2 separate regions of the Mus musculus genome follow, and region 2 is linked to region 1. The links are chromatin contacts, found by Hi-C or POLR2A ChIA-PET in ENCODE. All regions are on one chromosome and are shown on one strand. Each heading gives the region's core, a stretch centred on a gene start or an enhancer-like site at or near the end of the contact. The rest is flanking DNA. Distances are from core to core; before and after follow the strand shown. Region 1 overlaps Ubac2 (ubiquitin associated domain containing 2). Region 2 holds the start of Gpr183 (G protein-coupled receptor 183).

Region 1 (6,280 bases), core at 1,587-4,086:
AAACTGGCAGCCATCAGGACCCAGAGGTCCTCCTGTCTGTTTTGCACAGTGCTGGGTGATGGGTATGCAGAGCCACCCCCAGCTTGTACGTGACGGCTGGAGATTTGAATTCTGGTCCTGTTGTTTGTGCATCTAGCACTGTTACCCACTGAGCCTATTCCTGAGCTCCAAACATCACATTTAACTGTGTAGCAAGTTGTCATGCAGGGCAGCCTGGCTCTAATACGGAACTTAAGGAAGAATTCTTACCGATATCTGAAAGTTAAGGAAAGGGGAAGGCGGGTTGTTCTTTTTTTGTAAGGGGATTTAGTGATCCTGTTGAATAACTGTTTTGTGTGAGCCACAAACCGTATTTTTATCAGAATTGTTGGGTAAATGTTGATAGGAAAGTAGTCCTACTATGTAGTGGATATGAATGCCACTACCCTACAGCACACGCTTTAGCAGTTGTCTTCCCATGTCGTGTCTGTGGCTAGTATTGAGTGCAGATAAGGTGGAAGCTCAGTCCTTATCTTGTCATTCCTTCGACAAATGGTGTAGTTGTCAACAATAAGTAAATATTCTCAGAGCTCAGAGGAAGGAAGTAGGAAACTACGCGTTGGGGGACTTGATGGCTGGCGGTGCAAATGTGCACGTGAGTTCTAAGGAAGGATAAAAATAAGGAACAGGAAGTTGATTCATGAAAGTGATTTTTATTCCACTGCGTGCTTTAACTGAGAAAACAACCTAGAAGATGTGCTAATGTTTTATGGTGAATTGGTCTTTGAAAAGTGAGTTCTAATCAGTTTTTAGAACTGCTCCAGGGTGAGGAGGGGCCCATCTCCGTGTTCTGTGCATTGCAGTTATTCAAGCACACGTGTGGAGGCCAGAAGAGGGCATCATGTCCTCTGGAACTAGAGTTGTAGACAGTTGTGAGCCACTGTGTGGATACTGAGAACAGAACCCAGGTTCTCTGAAAGAGCAGCCAGTGGTCTTAACCACTGAGCCATCTCTTCAGTCCGTGGATCATATCTATGTAAAAAAAAAAAACCAATCTATCTATCTATCTATCTATCTATCAGTATATATGGATATACAGATATATAGATACAGATATCTACACACACACACACGCACATACACACACACACACATTATAATGCTGTATTTGTTGTGTCCATGTTTTAATTTATATCTCCCTAATCCAGTGCTGTATTGAGCTGCTCCTCCGACCCCAACCACTAGAGAGGGTTTCCCTGTGTAGTCTAGCTGGCTGTCCTGGACTTGCTTTGTAGACTAGGTACAGAAATCCACCTGCCTCTGTCTTCTAGGTGCTGGGATTAAAGGCGTGTGCCATCAGGCCTGGCATTGGCTGCTTTTTATGTGCTCAGCTGCTGTTCGTGTATTTTCAAGTCTCTCCGTGCACCTGTACTTAGATTTGTGACTTTCTTATTATTATAAGAGTTCTTTGAGAGTTCTTTGTATTCTCATACCAGTTCTTTAGGTGTGCATTTAGCAGATACTTCCCCAAGTTTATCTCTGTTGATTTTTATAATAGTGACCTTTGAAGAGTGTAGTTAAATACTCTAATGAAATAAAATCTACCAGTTTATAAATAGCCTATGCTGTGTACTCTTTGGAAAAATCTTCCTATGTTGTGCGTATTTGAGAAATCTCTGACCTATGTAGGTTTCTTCTAGAAATTTTATTTTAGGTTTGCCATTTGGGTTTATGCTCTATTTTGAATTTTTAATATATGGTTCAAAGTAGAGCTGTCTTCCTCACTCAGCACCTTCTGTGTGACAAGGTAAAGCCTCACCTGCCCCTGGAAAGCCCCGTTTTTGCTGCCCCCCCAGTTGCTACTTCTTCAACACGATCCTGACTTAATACCCCAGTTTAGTTTGTCAGTTTGAGCCACACATAGTGAAGCACAGGCTGTGTCTGGTTTGTTTCTGTCCTTTGTTTAGCTGTTTCCTTGGTGCCCAATGTAGCTCTAGTCAGTCTCGTCGTTAGTAGTGTAGTATTGTGGCAAGTCAAGACACCACACTCCTCCAGTTTCTATGGCCCCCTGTACCTCTTGTGCTGTGGACAGACACATGCTTCTGTTTGGTGATGTCTGGAGTTGGAATCTGAGTTGAAGGGTATCGTGCTTAGCTGTTGAAGATTGCTGCCATATCTTTTGTTGGTCAGGAATTTCAGAGCAAAGTATTGATCCTGTTCCTGTCAGCAGGGACTAGAGTTACCTGAAGACTCATTTTCCAGAGTGACTCACTCTTGTGGCTGTGGGTAGGAAGCCTTGGTTCCTCTTCTTGGAGTTGTAGGAGTATCCTTTTGACAGGGTAGCTCACCTCCAAGAGTGTCAGAGTCCTTTTCGTTTTACTCATTGTCGGGCTAAGGGACACACCACGTACCATAATTGTAGTCCACATTTTTTTACTGACCAAGAGACTGAGCTCTTCTGCTGTTGGCTTGTTGTTTATTTAAGTAAATATTTTGGCTGTCTCAGTGTTAACTGTAACTAGCTCTCTTTTAACTACCCAACTGTACATTTTTCTTGGTGTCTTGTTTTTTGTTTCATAGCCATGGTGATTTATCTTCCTGTAACACTGAGGAATAACTTCCAGTTTCCCCCCAAGATTTCATTGCTTTGTAGAATTTGTTTCTTTTGAATTCTTTCTACTTGCTGTTTTCTGATTTTGATATTAGGGGTTTTGCATAACCGGAGCCTTCGGCTGTTCATATTTAAGATCTAGTTAGAAAGTGGAGTGACAGGGATGGAGAAATGGGTCCACTGGGAAAGTGCTTGCTTTGTAAGCGCCACATGCAAATCTGGGTGTGGATCATGCACCTGTGATGCAGGAGGATCCCCAGCTCCTCCCACCCCTTCCTGGACATGGGTGGAGGGAAGTTCCCACCCTCTACTGTCTTGGTCTTTCTGGCTCCCTCTGAGGCTGTCTAGGGTTCTGCCCTAAGGACCCTGGCAGCACAATTCAGAAGCTGTGGAAAGGGGCAGACTGTGTGGGAGAAGCCACTTCTTACACAAAGGAAATCCCAGGGGCTTAGGAGCTCTCTGCTAGGAACATGGCACAAAGACTAAAAAGAATTTGCTTATTCCACCACAGTCTGTCAGTAGGCAGAGAGATGAGAGCCATCTCTCGTTTCTGGCTGCCTCTTATGGTCCCAGAAGACACTGGTCCTGCAGGGCCTCTGGGTAGTTTGAGTGTTAATCTAGGAGCTTTTCCAGCTCAGCAAAACTGGTCTGCTGTTATTCTCACAGGCTTGAGTCTCAGTCGTGAATTGACACTATGGTTACTGTAGTTGTTAGTGTCTAAGCCCTAATACCCAGTATGCCCTCTCCTCCTTAGCAATTAAACAGGTATTGGGGAAAAGCTGCAGAGGGAGATTAGTCCAGTGTGCTGCTTTAGGGGGAGGAATAACTAGGAACAAGGCAGTCTGGGTATTGCACTGAGCTTTAGGCTTAATCCGAGGCAGGAGACTGATGTCGGAGAGCAGTCTTGCACACTGCTGTCACACCCAGCACCACTCTCTGGGCTTCAGGCTCCTGCAAGGACATGTAGCAGGTTGTCAGCACCGTGTAACCATCTTCCTGGCAGACAAGTTCTTTCTCTGGCTGGCACGGCTGCCTTATCCTCCTGGCATGAGGTTCCTGGGGATTTGTAGTTCTTTGGGGTACATTATTTCAATACTCTGATAGCTGGAGGGAGGTGTGCAGTTGTCCACTTGAACTGTTTTCATTGCTGCAAGACCAGTTACTGATTTCCAGTCAGGAAAATTTTATTATTCGCGGCTCTTTGTCGTTGTGTGTGCCTTTCGAGAAGCCCTCTCCATGTCATTCTCGAGAGTTGGGGGAAACGGACAGATAAGGCCGTGAGTGCAAGGCTTCTTCTTACCTGGCTGTATTGTTTTCCACTGTGGTTAAGAACACTGGCAATTGTAAAATCAGTTTTCTCTCCATTGACAAGATTACTTCCAAAGTACTCAGAATTTTTATTCAAGGTCATTTTGTCAGTGATGAGAGGACAGAGGTTCAGTTCCGTGCTGCTGCCTTCATCAGGCTCAGGAGCCCCCTTGGACTTGTAGAGCCTCTGCTCAGAACAAAACAGGATTCATGGCTTGGAGGCTGAAAAGAATCCCAGGACCAGTTTACACAGTGAGTTATGGCTGACATTTTTGTTAAAGATATTTTAATACAGGCTTCCATGAGGCTTAAGAGAGACGCCCTCAGAAGAGGGAGAGTAGGGAAGTCAGCGTTAAAGAGAGGAATGGGCAGAGCGAGCGCTGTTTGGTGGGAAGGAGCACACACTTAAGTAGCCCTTCAGGAGTGAGGGTTACTAGGAGACAGGGCTTGGGAATCATGGCTGGACCTTCAGGTGGGAAAGCATTTCCTCAAGGGAAAGTGTTTTCCCTTTGAGTCTGGAGCAGAGGTTTGTTGAGGGATGCAGGTCACAGGAAGGGTGAAGAGAGAAAGCTGCTGTGAGGGGTGCATGGGGGTCTGGGGGAAGAGCGTCTCGAGAGAATATCCCTCCCTCTGCCCCCACCCCCCAAATGGGGAAGGTCTGACTTTTACACGTTCTTTTGCATGGTGTGATTTAGACAGGTGTAGCCTGCTTACGAGAACAGGAGCCAGGGACTGCTTAGGACCATGAATTAGAGCTGTAAAACCGCAGCTCAGAACAGCTTCTCACAGAGGATCCAAATTAAAGGGGTAGGCTGTGATCTAAGCGGAGACTACCTGAGTGGGCAGGTCTTAGCTCCTCTAGGGAGAGGTATAATTGTCTGGTTCTCAGGTTGTGTCTCAAAGGGTCGCCAAGAAACCTTTCCTCTTCCTCTTCCTCTTCCAGTAAGAAAGATAAACAAGGTGGCTGCAGAGGTGCTGTGGATAGAACTGCTGCTGCAGTCCAGCCAGCAGCCGTCCGCTTGCTCGCTCTGGTTCCTAGAAAGTCAGGAGGGAGGAGAGCCTGAGACACTGTTGCTGGGATCCTGCCCCAGTGCTGGCACCGACACTGTCTTCCTCCACAAACCTGTGTCCTGGGTCCTTTGTGCTTCACACAGCTTCCTTCAGCAGCAGTCCTGCTTAGCCACACTGGCATGGAGACTCATGCCTCATGTGCTTCTGTCTGTTTTACACAACCTGGAGTCACTGGGGAAGACTGCTCCCATCAGGTCGGCCTGTGAGACACTCACCTCAGCAGTGTTGCCCCTGGGCAGGTGGTCTGGGGCTGAATAAAACAAGTTGAGCAAGCCTTGGAGAGCAAGTCAGTAAGCAGTGTACCTCCATGCAGGCTGCATCAGTTCCCGCCCTGGCTTCCCTCACGTCTGTGACATGACAGCAGAAGCCAAATAAATCCTTTCCTCCTCAGCTGCCTCTGGTTATGTTGTTTAGCAAACAGAGAAGCAAATGAATATGCCATATTTCTCCACAAATTGTGTTCTAGTCATCTCCCCTTCTCTACACTCAGGGACCGTGATGCTAACTTGTGAAAGCACCCAGTTTCAGCAAGATCTGCCTCACCACCAGGGTCACAGCTGGGCCTTCCCTGTTGTCTTGAGCAGGTCAGGTTTCTCACAGTCCTCACCTCAGCCTGACGCACAGTTTTAAAGCCAGTGCTTGAGGACAGAGAACACAGACGGTTAAGAAATGAACTCACCCCATAGAACTGTTTTGGAAACCAGCCTGGTCAATCGGACATATTTAAAAGGATCAGTCATCAATATTTCGTCTATCCCTTTCTTAATTTTGTGACTGTTTACTTGTGATGACAGAGTTGGTATCAAGCGGTGGTGTTAACTGCCTTGAAAGTGTCGGGGATTAGGCTGTCTCGACAGGCCACAGAGAGCTTTGCTTACCTCATCTGTGGTCAGTTTGAATATCAGCCGTTGGAATACTTTTAAGGGAAGTGGGTATTGTGGGCACAGTTAACAAAAAGCAACAGTTAACTTTCTAAAGTATTGATCTATCTGGTGTGAACTTGACCTAGATAATCATAGCTTGAAGGGTGATCATTTACAAGAGAGATTTCTCAAGATAGAGTGACCATGACCTCCACATTTGAAATGATCATCTTAGTTTACTTAAAATGTTGCTTAGACCAGCTAGACCCTAGTAGGTCCAATATGTGTTGACTCCCCTTTAATTTCTATTAAGAAGAATCTTTGTTAATCTGATAAGCCTGGGTGTTTTACTGGCAAAAAACCATTCTTGGACCCAAAAACAAAAAACAAAACAAAACAAAAAGTATAGGAATCTATAACCCAGTTGTCAGAGTTGGAATTTTACCCC
Region 2 (6,474 bases), core at 1,499-3,998, 33 kb after region 1:
TCCTGTGAAGTTCTGAGAGTGAGGGTGTGTGAGGGCAGTTCTTACACCCCCAAAGATCAAAAAGAATGGCCAGATCTCCACTCACAAGTCCTTGCTCTCTGTCAGGAGACAGCGAGCATGACAGATAGTAATGGCTCCTAGTCAGACCTCTGTCTTGGAGCGTTCACTGAAGCCAAGGTAGGAGCCCCTCAGTGGCTAAAGTCACAGCTGTAGCTGCTAAGTTTAAACTCGGCTCTTTGCCACCAGAAAAATCACATTCAATACAGGACGAATTATCCCTGGTTCCTGTTTCTAAGACAGAGATAAATGGAAGTGGGTGGAAGGCAAGTACAAACAAGAAGGTATTTCAGAACTTTCGACATATACGTACTCGCTTGTGTCTGAGAAAGAGAGGAAGATAGGTGGACTTAAATGAAGCACTCATTAATGTATAGCATGTTTTAAGGTGAATCCAGGAGAGTTGAGTATTTGGGGGTTTGTTTTATTTTTAAGATAGGGTCTCCTGTGCTCTTGGCTAGCCTCAAACTCACTCCTTATGGGTGGCGGCTGGTCTTGAGCTCCTGATCTTCCTGCCTCTGCCTCCCAAGTCCTGGGCTGAAGGAGTGTAACACCATGTTCTCTAAGTGAAGATTTTATAAAGGGTTTGCTACTTGAAGGGCGTGGGGGCGTATTGAGACAGGGTTTCTCTGTATAGCCCTGGCTGTCCTGGAACTCACTCTGTAGACCAGGCTGGCCTCGGACTCAGAAATCCGCCTGCCTCTGCCTCCCAGATACTGGGATTAAAGGCATGAGCCACCACTGCCTGGCTGAGTTTGCTATTTTTAACAGTATTTCAGCAACAAAATATTTTGACTGCTATTTCAACTGAAAAGAATTCGAAGCCCAGCAAAGCTTTATGCTGCTGGTTTACCTTGTGCTGTTTTTAGGATATCCGACAATATGCTTTGTACCCTTGCTGGACTACCAGAACACCGAGTGAGTCTCTGTACCTCCGCAGCATGCAGAAGGTTCTGCATGTGTGATCTAGTCTTGTAACCATGGCGAAGACAGCACAAGCAGCCCAGGACAGACAGAAGGACATTGCCCACCTCCAAAACCTTAGCTCTTACTATGACAAAGAGAAGGGTATCCCTTTAAATGCTTTCATTTCTTGGTGACTACAGGTCAGGATTAGGAACTTTGCATGAACATTTCACATCACAGAAGTGCTGTAGGCTGACCTACAGTAGTTCTCTAGTAAAAGTCTGCCATGCATGCTTGGAAGTCCTGGAGGGAGCTCAGTTGTCACAGAGTTTACTCTGCTAGGTGACTGATAACAACACTAATTAACTCTAGGAAGCCCGCCAAAAGCTTATAAAAGGACTTATTACCACAGCCACCCACGTATCGTACAAGCCTGCAAGCAAGGCTGCTTTGTGGAACCGTGTGCCCTAGCAGTTCTAGGTTCACAAAGCACCATTAAGCCCCAGAGACAAACACTCTGAGATACTAGAAAGCACACCTCAAGTCTTTACATACACTGTAACAGAAAGCAGACATCTTCAGGCAAGCTCAAGAAAATAATTTGTACATTTATCTTTCTGTGGGCTGATGGGCAGGGTGGGAATGGCATGCAGTGTGCCGGCACCTACTCAGAGAGTCAGAGAAGGACTTGGCAGAAACACTTCTCCCCACTTTCTGAATGAAACGACCACAGCCAGAAACCTTCAGCAACTTGTATGGGGCTGAGCAGTTCTAAATGATGGAGCCTGGGTTTTAGGACTGAGTCCAAGCCCTCCCTTAACATTATACTCTCCTACACTCCGGGTGACACCCTTACAGAGAGTGCCACCACATCTACGACCCCCAGCCTTCTTTAAAGGAAGTCCCTTTATGGCTTATATTTTGTTAGGCATTTCTCTTAACTTCTGCTCTTACCCTGGAAATTGAGTTTTTAAATCTCCACATATAATCTTTGTTTTACAGGTTTTTTTTTTTTCCAAAATTTTTAGAATATAAATGTGGAAGCTCATTTAGCATTACTGGTCACCTAATAATAGAAACCAAATAACAAATTTTATTTTTCACTTAAAATAGTTGGTCTTTAGAATGGTTTTGCTTCTGAGGCAGGAGAGCCCAGGCTGATCAAACATCTTTGCTGGTGGGAGGATAAATTGATAAAATATTTTTGCAAACTAGAAAATACCATTCTATATCTGATGCTTTAGAAAATAAGCCCCTTACCCCGGGAAGTCTGCTGCTGATAGTCTATCATCAAAACTACTTTCCTGTACATAAATGCACGCCAGGTAGTCAAATGCAATGAATTTTTAAAAATTAGGTTAAATGGTTATATTGTATATAAACTACATCCAAATTTAGGAATGCTCTGCCTCAGCACCATTGTTCCTTTCTCTTTATAGTAAAGAATCCTGAAATAATTGAATTTTGAAATTCATAAAATGTTTCATTCATTGCTTCCATCTCGGGAGCTACATTGAGCTGCCAGTGACCCCAAGGAAATCTAAACAGACAGTTATTACAGCTGGTATCTAGTACATTATTTTACTTTGAAACTTAGGTTTTTAAAGTATTCCTTAACTTAAAGAGAATCATGTCAGGTACTTACATATCAGAAGGTGGCTAGGACCTCCGTTGTGGCAGTCCGTGTTTGCTCAGAATGGAGTTAGCTAAGCTGGGCATGTTGCTTTAAGAGTGATCGAGCAGGCGTCCTTTTATGGTGGTGCCTTTTTCCTGTCATCCTGTGACTGAGCATAGCCGTGATCAGTTAACCTCACATATGCTACGTGCTTTTTTTTCAAATGGGATGGGAAGTGAGATTTTTTTTCTGATACTGATTTTTAAAAACTGTTCAAAAGCCCCTTGGACTTTGTGAAATGCTCATATCTATGGAACTTTTAAATTTTTTTCAATAAGGATTTAAGTCTTAAAAGTTTTTTTTTTTTTTTTTAAGCAATAAGCTTTAAACAGAAAGAGGGAGGAGGGAGAGAGATAGGTATAGTTACTGGTGACCTTATGTTGATATTTTACATAAAGTTTAGGTTAAGGAAAAATGTCAAGTGTAATAGTGCTGTCTGCCTGGAGGCGTGGTGGTATCAGGAGTGTAGTGTAGAGTCTGAACCTGAACAGCTGTGTCAAAGATGGGTGTCTGTGGTGAGGGAGAAAGGCCTTCCTTGTGTGTAAGTTAGTTACATTTTCAGTGTCGAGAACAACTGACTGACTCAGTGGCAGTGGGCACAGAAAGATCTAGGACAGTTGGCAGACACGTTATTGAAGAGTTCAGCCTCAGGTACATAGTACCAGAGAGACCTGTTCTAGTCCCATGATGCCTTGAGCTCACTCCTTGAACCCAGCAGGTACTGCGTAGAGTGCTCTGAGCAAGCCAGAGAGGTGGCAGTCACCCATGCCCACCTGTGATCTAGCCTGCCATACGTGCGTGCTGCTTTTGGAAGACAGGCCTCACTTGTGCTGCGCCTGGGTGTTGGGGGACAGGGATTCCATGAGCAGAGAGGCTTAAGCCTCCCAGGACTACAGCCCCACCTTCCTGCAGAGTGGGGCTGTACACTGCTTCTGTCACCCATCCTTATTCAGGGAAATAGAAGATGGGTCAGGGGATGGGGGCTGCAGCAGATTTTCAAGCCAAACCTGCAGACAGCTCTCCCTTGTTTAAAATGGAATGTGCTTTAAAAGAAAAAAAACAAAACAAAACAAGAATGCTTTGGTAAACTGGTTGATTTTGAGGGATGCTATAGAGAGAATTGAGTCATTTTGATAGGAATCTGTAGCTTTATGCCCCCAGAGGCCTTAGAAGTTTTTCAAAATCACATTTTATTTATTTTGCATGTATGTGTTAGTGTGCTTACACATGTGCTATATATGTTTATAGCATGTGTGCCAGGGCATACATAGATCAGAGAACAACTTTTAGGGACAGATTCTCCTCTTCTGCCACCTGGATTCTAGGGATTAAAGGCTTGGTGACAAGTGACTATCTTGCAGCCTACCAGAGGTGGGTGTCCTCTTGGCCTAGGCTTCTGTAGAATTGCCTTTCAGTTGTGCTGTTGAAGGTCTGCAGAGGAAAACCAAAGAGCAAGCACCAAGTCAGTGGGATTCTTGGGCACCCACTTGGTTATGTATAAAATAAAGGCAAGTGAGAGCCAAGGTAAGTCAGCCTTATGATGTGGATTCGAAGACTTTGTGACTTGATAGGTAAACTTGGCATAACCTAGAACCAGTTCACCTTATACACCCACCATTGAGGGCTCAGGATGTGGCCGAGTGCAGAGAGCATTAGCATGTGCCAGGCCCTGGCTTATATTCCTAGCACTGCATATAAGCAAGATGGAATTGGCACATACTAGGAATTTCCAGTTTGTTACAAGACCATCCTAGTGGGATACTTTTTGGAAGACCCAGCTACTTAAAGCAAGTTTTATGGCAAGTAGGATCCATCATCTTTTTTTTTTTTTTTTTTTTTTTAGATGGCTGGCCCAGGATTCATAGAGATCCGCCTGCCTCTCCCTCCTGCATACCAGGACTAAAGGCCTGGTGGGTCCACCCTTTCACCCTTTCTTTTGTATGAGAAATAATCTAAGAAGTGTATGAAGAAGCCTGCAGATGCTGCTGTAGCTGCATGGGAGAGGAAACGCTAGGCCTGTTTTGTTGTTGACAGTTGTTTAGCAGTGGTCATACTATACCAGTGAACCCAGTGTCCTAGAAGTGAGGCAGACATCTGTGTGAAGTGTTTTCTTTGTTTGCTCTCTGAAGTATGGTCGGTCTTGAGTGTATAGTAGGTACTCTGTAACTAGTAAGGATATTAAAGGAATAAGTTATCTACTGACTGATTTTCTTGTGTGCTTCTAGCTCTTTGCTTAAGATAAGGAGGCTCCCAGAAGTTAGCTGTTGACTCTGCGTAAAAGGTCACTGTGAATGATTGTTGCCAGTGTAAAGAACAGATGTTGTCAGAAAATAAGGAAAAGGGAAAAACTGGTCAGTGACTAATAACATTATGGTATTTTGTGACGCCTTGCGTATATAGAAATAGCAACACAAAATTTCAGCAAAACAACCCAGAGAGTCCTGGTTTAAAATGTGTGCCTTTGCCCTGTTCCCACCTGTGGTCTCCTGTTTAGTCATCATTCGAAATGATGCAGTGATTAGTGTCTAAGGACTTTTTATACTTCTTCTCTTGCTGGATAAAATACAAGCTGTGGGCACTGAAATTATTGCCGTTTATTTTCTGGGAGGGTGGAGGTTATGTTAAACTGTGACCTCAAGCAAGAGCTGTGCTTCTGGCTATTTAGTAAATGGTGTTTTATGTTGCATTTGTTGATAGATGTGAAGAGAAAAGCTCCTGTGAGTCGAGAAGCTGCAGTTGTGCTTGGGGGAGGGGAGAGGGCAAGGGGACCCCAGTGCAACTGTCTAACAAAGCAGGGGTTTCTTTTTTTTTTAAGATTTATTTTAATTGTGTGTGTGTGTGTGTGTGTGTGTGTGTGTGTGTGTGTGTGTGTGAGTGAATGCCATATATGTGCTCGTGCTCATAGAATCTAAAAGAGGGTGTGTGATTGTTTGGAGTTGGAGTTACAAGCAGTTGTGAGACATCTGATGTTAGTGCTGGGGACTGAACTCTGGTCCTGCAGTGAGCAGCAAGCCCTCTTGGCACAGAGTCTGTCCCTAGGGTTTGGTATTTCAGAGAATACCGGGCCGTTGTCTTGGTATGTGTGTTGGATTGTTTGTTTGTTTTTGAGACAGGGTCTTAATATATAGCCCGGGCTGGTTTCCATCTTGCAGAGATCCTCTGGCTTCTGTCTCCCAAGTGCTGAGATAGGTGGGCCATCACACCTGACCTTACCAAGTGCTGAGATAGGTGGACCATCCCACACCTGACCTTACCAAGTGCTGAGATAGGTGGACCATCACACCTGACCTTACCAAGTGCTGAGATAGGTGGACCATCACACCTGACCTTACCAAGTGCTGAGATAGGTGGACCATCACACCTGACCTTACCAAGTGCTGAGATAGGTGGGCCATCACACCTGACCTTACCAAACCATATTCTGATACAGACACAAAGCTTTGCTTTAATCCTATTAAAAGTGATGGAATAAGGAAATATTTTTTAAATTATAGATTTACATTTGAGTTTTCTGCTCACTTAATATTCCTGTACATGTGTGTTACGGATGGTTGTGAGCCACCACATGTGTGCGGGGAGTCGAACCCAGGTTCTCTGTAAGACAAGTGCTCTTAACTGCTGATTCATCTCTCCAGACCCAGAAAGTTTTATATTCTCTCTCTCTCTTTCTCTCTCTCTCTCTCTCTCTCTCTCTCTCTCTCTCTCTCTCTCTCTCTCTGTGGGTGGGGGTATAACAAAGCAAGTTCTACTGTGCTGTTCTGCCTTTTCTTTAACTTGTTATTGATCCTTTGAATTCACACCATGCACCTGGTCCCACCCACCTCTTGCCTGCTACC

What was found. A loop is a pair of places that touch in the nucleus more often than their neighbours do. ChIA-PET counts read pairs that join two places held with the same protein, here RNA polymerase II (POLR2A).
Region 2: a loop to region 1 is called in a map of heart, with 2.1 times the contacts of the local background. The contact joins the promoter of Gpr183 here to the enhancer-like site in region 1. A Hi-C loop is called at or near these places in 4 of 37 maps with a recorded cell type or tissue (CH12.LX, T-helper 2 cell and heart). POLR2A ChIA-PET finds 5 or more read pairs at or near these places in 1 of 5 experiments (embryonic stem cell).

What each region holds. Positions count from the first base shown.
Region 1 is chr14:121,928,900-121,935,179 of GRCm38, forward strand. All of the region lies in intron 4 of Ubac2 (ubiquitin associated domain containing 2), which reads left to right. Gm46485 (a long non-coding RNA gene) reads left to right here. Exons shown (of 2, transcript XR_001781471.2): 2 at 1-5,359. Among named protein-coding and RNA genes, the nearest start is that of Gpr18, 16 kb to the left of the region's middle. Within about 2 kb of position 2,837, at least 1 of the 3 ENCODE cell types and tissues checked has a DNase peak (open chromatin) inside an H3K27ac peak, as active enhancers do; it is heart, where a contact is called at or near this core.
Region 2 is chr14:121,962,445-121,968,918 of GRCm38, forward strand. It overlaps Gpr183 (G protein-coupled receptor 183), which reads right to left and starts at 2,749. Exons shown (of 2, transcript NM_183031.2): 1 at 2,609-2,749. All of the region lies in intron 4 of Ubac2 (ubiquitin associated domain containing 2), which reads left to right.